2 separate regions of the Homo sapiens genome follow, and region 1 is linked to region 2. Evidence: read pairs that join two places in POLR2A ChIA-PET (ENCODE). Cell type or tissue: A673. All regions are shown on one strand. Each heading gives the region's core, and the rest is flanking DNA. Links, peaks and the distances in the headings are about the cores only.

Region 1 (4,393 bases), core at 226-4,225, 1.1 Mb after region 2:
ATGGGCTGGTCTCCAAAGAATACTTTCTTTAGGTATTTTTTCCTAAACCAATGTCTCTGACAGGTGATTGCTCTGAAGTTACTGTTTGAAATAAGTTTGGGAAAGAGTGGAAGGTGACCTCTATGAGATTCATGTGAGTCAAACTTCTTTGACTCCCAAGCCTGCAAGACACTGTCTTTCTTAAATGTACCTGTTAGGCATCCCCAAGTGAAAACCCAAAGCTGTATTAATAATGGTGAGAAGGAAAGGAGGGCAACTTCAGACTTGCCATATATGGAATCTGCTTTTCAACAATGAACAGCTCTGCTTCCTGTGGGTCAGTAACGCTGAGCAGCTAGTGCAGCACAATGATAGGAAAACACTGACCATACAACAATAAACCAAGGAATAAACAGCGCCCAGGTTTTCCTTTAAGCCAACATATGCGGCTTGGTGGGGGTGTAGTGTTTTATTTATATTGCTATGCAACGTAGGAAAAAAAAAGGTGATTTCAATGAAAGGCACAGGAATATGCTGTGCTATCTGATCGCAGGTCTGAATTTAGACATGACAGATGTTGGGAGGGGTTTCACATTTGACATCAACCACGATAAGAGAAATTAATGTAGTGGGGTTAATGGCTAGGCTTTATTTTGTTTTTAAAAATTCAGTGGTGAGTACAGTCAGCGGCCCTGGGCCAGGGAATACTGTGCTGGCTCTGGCAGGGCCTGGTTGTATGTTTATGAAACCAGGAGCACAGCCTAGGGAAACTTAAAGCAAGCTGCCAGAGGAGGCTGCAAATTGATCTGTTAAATCGCAGATCACCAAACAGAACCTGTCCCACCTCTATGCTTACTTCTGGCGAGGTTCTGATTGGAAGGAAGTGCTGTCACCCAAGGAACCCCGTAACTCCGAGGGGCAGGCACATGAGCTTCTAAGGGTGTGTGTAAATTTATACTTCAGTCACAGCTAAAGTCTGGCCTTCTAGGAAAACTATCCCCCACCCCTTTCCCAAACTTCCCACGAAGCCCTCCAACCACAAAAAAACAACTTTAGAAACTTGAGTGGGGCTTTTCTGGAATCAGGTTCCCTCAGTTACAGTGAAGGCAGATATCTAGATACTTTATCCCACACTTTCCCTTAAGTCATGAGGTGCCTGTTTCAGTTGCCTCTTCGCTCTAGTTGCTGCCTCCACCCCCACCCCCCATGAAACTGGGGGAGAGGAAGGTCCTTCATGTCCTACTGCATGCCTTCTATATGCTAGGCACTATTCTAGCACTGGGGATACAGCTATGAGCAAAACAGAAAAAACAAAATTCCTGCTCTCAGAGTGTTTTAAGTTCTAGTGGGGAAAATCCACAAGTACAAATTGACAAGATAAGGTGTAGTTATCCTCAAATGAAGACAAATGGCAAGTCACTTGGCAAACTTATATACTATTCCCCACCAAGAAAGGAATCAGGAGAAAGAGAGCTAACATTTATTGAATGCTTCCTATGTGCCGATAACAAAAATAATAATTAATATTTTTGAGCATTTACTATGTCCTAGGCTCATAGGAAGTTGAGGTCACATACTTTATATATTCCCTCTTAATCCTCTCAATATTTCTGTTACTCCAATAGCACAGATGAGAAAACAAGCCTAGAAGTAACAATAACTTGCTCAAGTACACCCTGTTTGTGCAGGCACGCCCTGCTTGGGATCTCTGCACTCCAGCCTGATGGCTTCGACAGTCAGATGGTGGCGCACACTCCCCCTTGCTCTGCTCCTCTGCTGGTGGATGGTGCGTCACCCCCTCGCTTTGCCCAGCTCCATTCTACCAGTCCTTCCAGGTTTAGCTCGAATAGCTCCTTCTTAAGGAGAACTTTTCTGGCTCCTCATCATGACTGTGATCCTTTCTCTAAACTCCTTACTTAGATCACATATAGAGAAGGTCGGATCTAACCTCACTGGTTAACACATTCAAGCACTTAAAACTGCACTGCTCCTACTTCCTTTCCTTACTGTGCTTACGGTCAACAGTGTGAAACTTGTCACTTGATTCCACACTGTCTTATTTTTGTGTTGTTCCATATCCACTGGTCTCGTTTCCTCAATGAGATGAGCAGCTTAGGGAACTGTGTTTATATTTATAAATTATTATTTGTTTAATCATTGTTTAACAGAATGGGTCTCAAATTTGAGCATGGATCAGAATTATGTGAATGGCTTGTTAAATTAGATTGCTGGATCCTACCCCCAGAGTTTCTGATTCAGCAAGTCTGGGATGAGCTGAGAATTTTGTTTGTTTGTTTGTTTGTTTTTGAGATGGAGTTTCGCTCTTGTTGCCCAGGCTGGAGTGCAATGTGGCACCATCTCAGCTCACTGCAACCTCTGCCTCCCGGGTTCAAGAGATTCTTCTGCTTCAGCCTCCCAAGTAGCTGGGATTACAGGCACCCACCACCATGCCCGGCTAATTTTTGTACTTTAGTAGAGATGAGGTTTCATCATGTTGGCCAGGCTGGTCTCGAACTCCTGACCTCAGGTGATCCGCCTGCCTTGGCCTCCTAAAGTGCTGGGATTACAGGCATGAGCCACTGTGCCCGGCCTGAGAATTTGTATTTCTGACAAATTCCCAGGATATGCTGATGCTGCTGGCCCAGGAACCACTTTTGAGAACCACTGGTTAATTGAATGTACCACAGTGCTTAAGAGAAGGTAGGCGGCCAGGCGCGGTGGCTCACGCCTGTAATCTCAGCACTTTGGGAGGCTGAGGCAGGCAGATCATGAGGTCAGAAGATGGAGACCATCCTGGCTAACACGGTAAAATCCCGTCTGTACTAAAAATACAAAAAAACTAGCCAGACGTGGCGGAGGGTGCTTGTAGTCCCAGCTATTTGGGCGGCTGAGGCAGGAGAATGGCGTGCATCTGGGAGGTGGAGCTTGCAGTGAGTGGAGATCGGGCCACTGCACTCCAGCCTGGGCTACAGAGTGAGACTCCGTCTCAAAAAAAAAAAAAAAAAAAGAGAAGGTAGGCTGAGTTTGAATACCATCCCTGCCACTCACTAGCTGTGTGATCTTAGGTGACTTAACCAATTTGAGCCTGTTTCCTCATCTGTAAAAAATGGGGATAATAATAGTATATGTATATCAGGACTCTTGTGAGGATTATGTGTAATAATGAAAGTAATATGCTTAGCACTGTCCCTGACACATTGAAAACATTCAATGAATCCTTCCAGCTATCACTGGAAAGGCTGGTACAATATCAGCCACTAAATAAGCACTGAACCCAGCTTAAGAATTCCTCCTCAGGCTTAAAACTTCATAAGGCTTTGAATTCATAAGCAGTGAGAATGAAGGTTGTCACTGTGGCGTGACATCTATAATTAACAGCTTCTGAAATTAAGCCAGATTCCTAAAAAATACAACATAAAGGGTCTTCAGAAACGCCTCTCCCTATAGTATGCTTGATGTAAATCCCCACGTGTACAAAGGCCATGTGTCTCTTTAAAGTTCAGGGGATGTCGAGGAGGTACCTCCTTCACACCTTCCACTGCTGAAGGATACTGAAGAGCTTGGAGTTGCTGAAGTCACCCAGGCATCTGGGCTAATGGATTGACAGACAAAAGAGGAGCCCATCATTCAATAATTAATTAGTTGCAATCATGGGAAGACAACGTCCCCCAGAGCAGATAGGACAGCCACCTCCTCCAACCTGGTAGTTTCAAAGCACCCAGGCCCTGGCTGCTCTCAAACCTCTTTATCCAATGTTTCCCCTCAGGGTCTAGCTGAGCAGTTACACTGGCTGACATTCTCTTAAGAAAGCCCAAGAGGAAATGTGCAGAAAAGACAATTTTCAGACCTTGTCTCACAGTCCTGCAGGCCCTGGGACAGGGTATCCAGGGATGTAGGTCTGGTCTAGCTGTATCCCTGTCTCGATAATATAGGAGACAAGGGTCAAGATCCTATCTCTCTGTGAACCATGAATCCTGGGAACGCTGTCAGTTCAATCAAACCCTGCAAAGTTGAATGAGATCATCTCTGGGAGAATTAGTATTTAGCAGAGGCTGCGGCTGGGGGTTGTGGAGAGCTGCTGCTGCCCTTTAGAAGCCCTTCCATTCCCCATCCCCTTCTCAGAAGAGAACCCACCACCTCCTCTCACCCAGGGGTACTCTTACCCTGATGCCCAGAAAAAGGACGACGCCCCCCCACCACAATTTTCACTCCTATCTCCAATTTCCTAAACAAAACCATCACAGCCAGGTACAGTGTCCACACACTCGAATGGAGCACCACCCCAGGCAGCCCCAGGGCAGGGGTTTCTCTCCCATCACCCTGGCCAGGCCCTGGTTCCAGCTGGTAGGCAGAGTGAAAAGGGGGTGTGTGCACGGGAGACTGGAGGGGAACAGGGACCCAAGTCCTCCGGAGG
Region 2 (4,393 bases), core at 68-4,067:
GGGAGATAATTCAAATCATGACGGCAGTTTCCCCCATACTGTTCTCATGGTAGTGAATAAGTCTCATGAGATCTGATGGGTTTATCAGGGGTTTCCACTTTTGCATCTTCCTCATTTTCCCTTGCTGCTGCCATGTTAGAAGTGCCTTTGACCTCCCACCATGGTTCTGAGGCCTCCCCAGCCATGTGGAACTGTAAGTCCAATTAAACCTCTTTGTCTTCCCAGTCTCGGGTATGTCTTTATCAGCAGTGTAAACATGGACTAATACAGCCAGCAAAAAAGACTATTGAGGGAAATGGAGAAATCATTTTTTTAGGGGGGGGACAGAGTCTCACTCTGTCACCCAGGCTGGAGTGCAGTGGTGTGATCTCAGCTCACTGCAACCTCCGCCTCCTAAGTTCAAGCAATTCTCATGCCTCAGCCTCCTGAGTAGCTGGGATTACAGGCATGTGCCGCCACACCCGGCTAATTTTTTTGTATTTGTAGTAGAGATGGGGTTTTGCCATGTTGGCCAGGCTGGTCTTGAACTCCTGGCCTCATATGATCCACCCGCCTCAGCTTTCCAAAGTGCTGGGACTGTGGCAGGCCATTTCTCCCTGACAATCACACAGACAGGCCTGCATGACAGACAGCCACACAGACAGGCCTGCATAGCACTCCAATTACACAGACAAATTTCCACAGAGCTGCCTTAATGTTGAGCAAACAGTTAAACCTAGGGAAATCGATATCCAGACATCAAAGCTAGAAATGAAACATATGGTCAGCAGGAGCCTTGCATGGGCTTCTCCCTTGTTGGAGCAAATCAAAATAATAGAGACAGCCTTACATTCCTAGTGCCAGGACCTGTCTCAGTTCGACGAAATCTGAGACGAGTCAAGGTAACAGAGGCAGCTGTTTGAATAGATCCATTGGAGAGTCTGAGGCAGCTCTCCAGACCAAGCTGTAAAGGAGATAAGACAGAAATAATCACTCTGGTACCACAGTAGACAGGCCTTTAAGGTACTAGGGCCCTCACAGCTTAATCGGACTTAGCAAGCATTTTTCTGCGTCTGACCTTCTAGTTGAAACGAAATTAGTTACCAATAGACTTAGGTGAATGGTGTACTACACGTAGGCACATAACCCCAACCTATATAAGCACTAAGAAAATTGTAACACTTTGAGTTGGTCTGGTGGAATTATCTCCGACCTTCTCTCTGTATCCGGTTACAGCAATAAAGTCCTAGTTTGTCTGCTTCTTGTTATTGGGCCATGAGAAAATGCAGCCAGACCCAGCTTGGTTCTGGGAATGGGATTACAGGTGTGAGCCTCCGTGCACGGTCGATAAAACAATTTTAAGAAATACAAATCCACATTCACTTATTACAAATAGATTCAATGCATCTGAGAATAGCATCAAATATGGACTTAATTTAAAAATATATATAGTTCTTAGTTTTCTTCTTTGTCCCCTGCGACAGAAAAACTCAAGATACCAAGCAGTTTGACTGGAGTGGTAGGACATGCAGAATGACTGGGAAGGGGCTCCAAATGTGTGCTCTATTCTGGAAGTAATTAAAAATCCAGGAAGTACTTACATATATGAGCTCAGCTGGACAGTTAGGCCCCAAGTTTGGGGGAGGTCAATTCATGCGGAGGATGTGGAGGATGACCTTGTCTTGCTTCACAGAGATACCCTCTAGAGAAAAAATGGAAAACAAATGTCTGAGTCTCATCTATGTGCACTGTGTGATGGATTTCTGAATGTGAAATACTGGGACCACCCAGAAAATTTTATATTTGAGAAGATCAGAAATTCTAGAAGAAAGAATTCTCTGGTCATCCGGCCAGTAAGCATTCGATGAACACTTGTTTGGGCCACAACACTGAACTAGGAGCAGCAAAAGACATGAGAGACACCAAAAGCATGGACCCCAGGGTGAGAACCTTTATGTTTCACTCATGCAGCCTTTATGAAGCACCTGTTATGTGTCAGACACTATTCTGGGCATTGGAATGAAGCAGTAAACCAGGATAGAGGAGGCCCCTGCTCCCATGAAGTTTCAATCCTAATGGAGATGATATAGGAGTTAAAAATGAATTATTTAGGCAGATAGTGAAGGTAAGGAAGTCCTCAGTAAGGTTTTCCTTTTAATGAAAAGCAGCCCCCAAATCATTTTCTTTTCTAACAAAGAGCAGCCTGTAAAATTGAGCTGCAGACATAGAAAGGCCGACTAGAAGCTTGCACAGGTGAGTGCCGGCAGTTATGCCAACAGGCTACCTGGGGCTAGGCATGTCTAACATGGCGGCTCCATCTTCCCTTTTCCTTTCCAGCCATGTGTGCAGTAGGGAGCAGACAACATGGCACTGGCCAAGTGGAAAGCCCATTTGCATAATAAGATTAGAGTGGGGTGGCCAGTGTCCCCTCCTGCTATGTAAACCTCACACTTGGTCCAACCAATCTGTGGGCCATATGTAAATCAGACACCGTCTCCTCAAGCCTGTCTATAAAATCCGGTGCACTCCAGTGCACTCTGCTGCAGGCCGGAAGTCCCATTTGGGCACCCCTTACTCTCCTGCAAGAGAAAGAGCTGTTCTCCTTTCTTTCTTTTGCCTATTAAGCCTCTGCTCCTAAATCCACTTCTTGTGTCTGCATCCTCAACTCCCTTGGTGTGAGATGACGAACCCCGGGTATTTACAATGATGCCACTTCAGAGAGAGATGAAAAACAAGCAAAAAAAAAAAAAAAAAAAAAAGCTAATTAAAACATATGTAGGCTAATTTTCAGAGAATGAAGGAAATGAAGGAGAGTAATGAGATAGAGTGGGGCTAGGAACTGGGGTTGTTTTAAATCTGGGGATCAGGGAAGGGCCCTGAGACCTGAATAATGAGAAGAGGCCACCAGGTGAAGCTCTAGGGGGAACGTATTTTAGTACAGACGCCCTGAGGAATGTTTGAGGATCACAGAGAGGGAGGCAGCAGTATGGTTAGAGAGTGAGAATGAGGTGAGGGAGGAGGGCAAGGGCCAGACCATCTTAGCCTGTGGACCAGGGAAGAAGTTGGTTTCATTCAAAGCCTAACAACAAGCCTCTGCAGGGTTTTAAGCAGGAGAGTAATATGAGCTGATTGAAACAGCAAAAGCCCACGCCAGCTGCTTTGTGAGGAATGGAGCCGCAGTGGAAGCTACCAGCAGGGAGGCTGGTTAGGATTGCAGTCTAAACCAAAAGTAGAATTCTAAGGCCCCACTGACCATCTGAACAGATCCTCCTCTTGGCCAAGTGCATTCCAAAGTTAGCCTACATACAGGCTCACTCCTCTAATCCCGTTCCCGGAACCAAGCCGGGTCTGGCTGCGTTTTCTCATGGCCCAATAACAAAAAGCAGATAAACTAGGAATTATTGCTGTAACTGGATACAGAGAGAAGGTCGGAGATAATTCCACCAGACCAACTCAAAATGTTACAATTTTCTTAATGCTTATATAGGTAGGGGTTATATGCCTACGTGTAGTATGGCAAAATTAGCCTACATATATTTTAATTAGCTTTTTTTTTTTTTTTTTTTTTTTGCTTATTTTTCATCTCTCTCTGAAGTGGCATCATTATCTGGGGTAAATACCCAGGGTTCGGGGCCGGGCGCGGTGGCTCACGCCTGTAATCCCAGCACTTTGGGAGGCCGAGGCGGGCGGATCACGAGGTCAGGAGATCGAGACCATCCCGGCTAAAACGGTGAAACCCCGTCTCTACTAAAAATACAAAAAATTAGCCGGGCGTAGTGGCGGGCGCCTGTAGTCCCAGCTACTTGGGAGGCTGAGGCAGGAGAATGGCGTGACCCGGGAGGCGGAGCTTGCAGTGAGCCGAGATCCCGCCACTGCACTCCAGCCTGGGCGACAGAGCGAGACTCCGTCTCAAAAAAAAAAAAAAAAAATACCCAGGGTTCGTTGTCTCACACCAAGGGAGTTGAGGACGCAGACACAAGAAGCTGATTTAGGAGCAGAGGCTTAATAGGCAAAACAAAGAAAGGAGAACAGCTCTCTCTCTTGCAGGAGAGTGAGGGGTGCCCAAATGGGATCCCATGACGGGGGAGGGGGTCAGACATGCTTCATTATACCCTCCTCTCTTTTGGAATTCAGGAAAAGCTGATCAGCATTAACATCAACACAGACCTTAAGTCTGATAAGAAACATTTACAATCTATTCTCTCTGAAGCCTGCTACCTGGAGGTTTCATCTGCATAATAAAACTTTGGTTTCCACAACCCCTTATCATCATAACCCAGACATTCCTTTCTATTGATTCCAGGTCTTTAAATAATAACTTAACTCTTTCAACCGAATGCCAATCAGAAAATTTCTAAATCTACCTATAACCTGGAGGCCCCATCCTCACCCCTTCTAGTTGTCCCACCTTTCA

Evidence for each region. Peaks named below come from ENCODE experiments on the same cell type or tissue, not always from the same donor. Only the 100,000 strongest peaks of a DNase experiment are listed, where the experiment ranks them.
Region 1: POLR2A ChIA-PET joins it to region 2 with 5 read pairs; 1 of 35 experiments calls an interaction of 5 or more read pairs at or near these places.

Annotation. Positions count from the first base shown.
Region 1 is chr1:115,084,649-115,089,041 of GRCh38, forward strand. The region is part of intron 1 of TSPAN2 (tetraspanin 2); the gene reads right to left. Among named protein-coding and RNA genes, the nearest start is that of TSPAN2, 2.7 kb to the right of the region's middle. In A673, for the core only: no CTCF peak of the experiment used is centred there; no DNase peak of the experiment used is centred there; H3K4me3 peaks cover 41 bases.
Region 2 is chr1:114,021,100-114,025,492 of GRCh38, forward strand. No RefSeq gene overlaps it. Among named protein-coding and RNA genes, the nearest start is that of OLFML3, 44 kb to the left of the region's middle. In A673, for the core only: no CTCF peak of the experiment used is centred there; DNase peaks (open chromatin) are centred at 2,432 and 3,132; H3K27ac peaks cover 682 bases.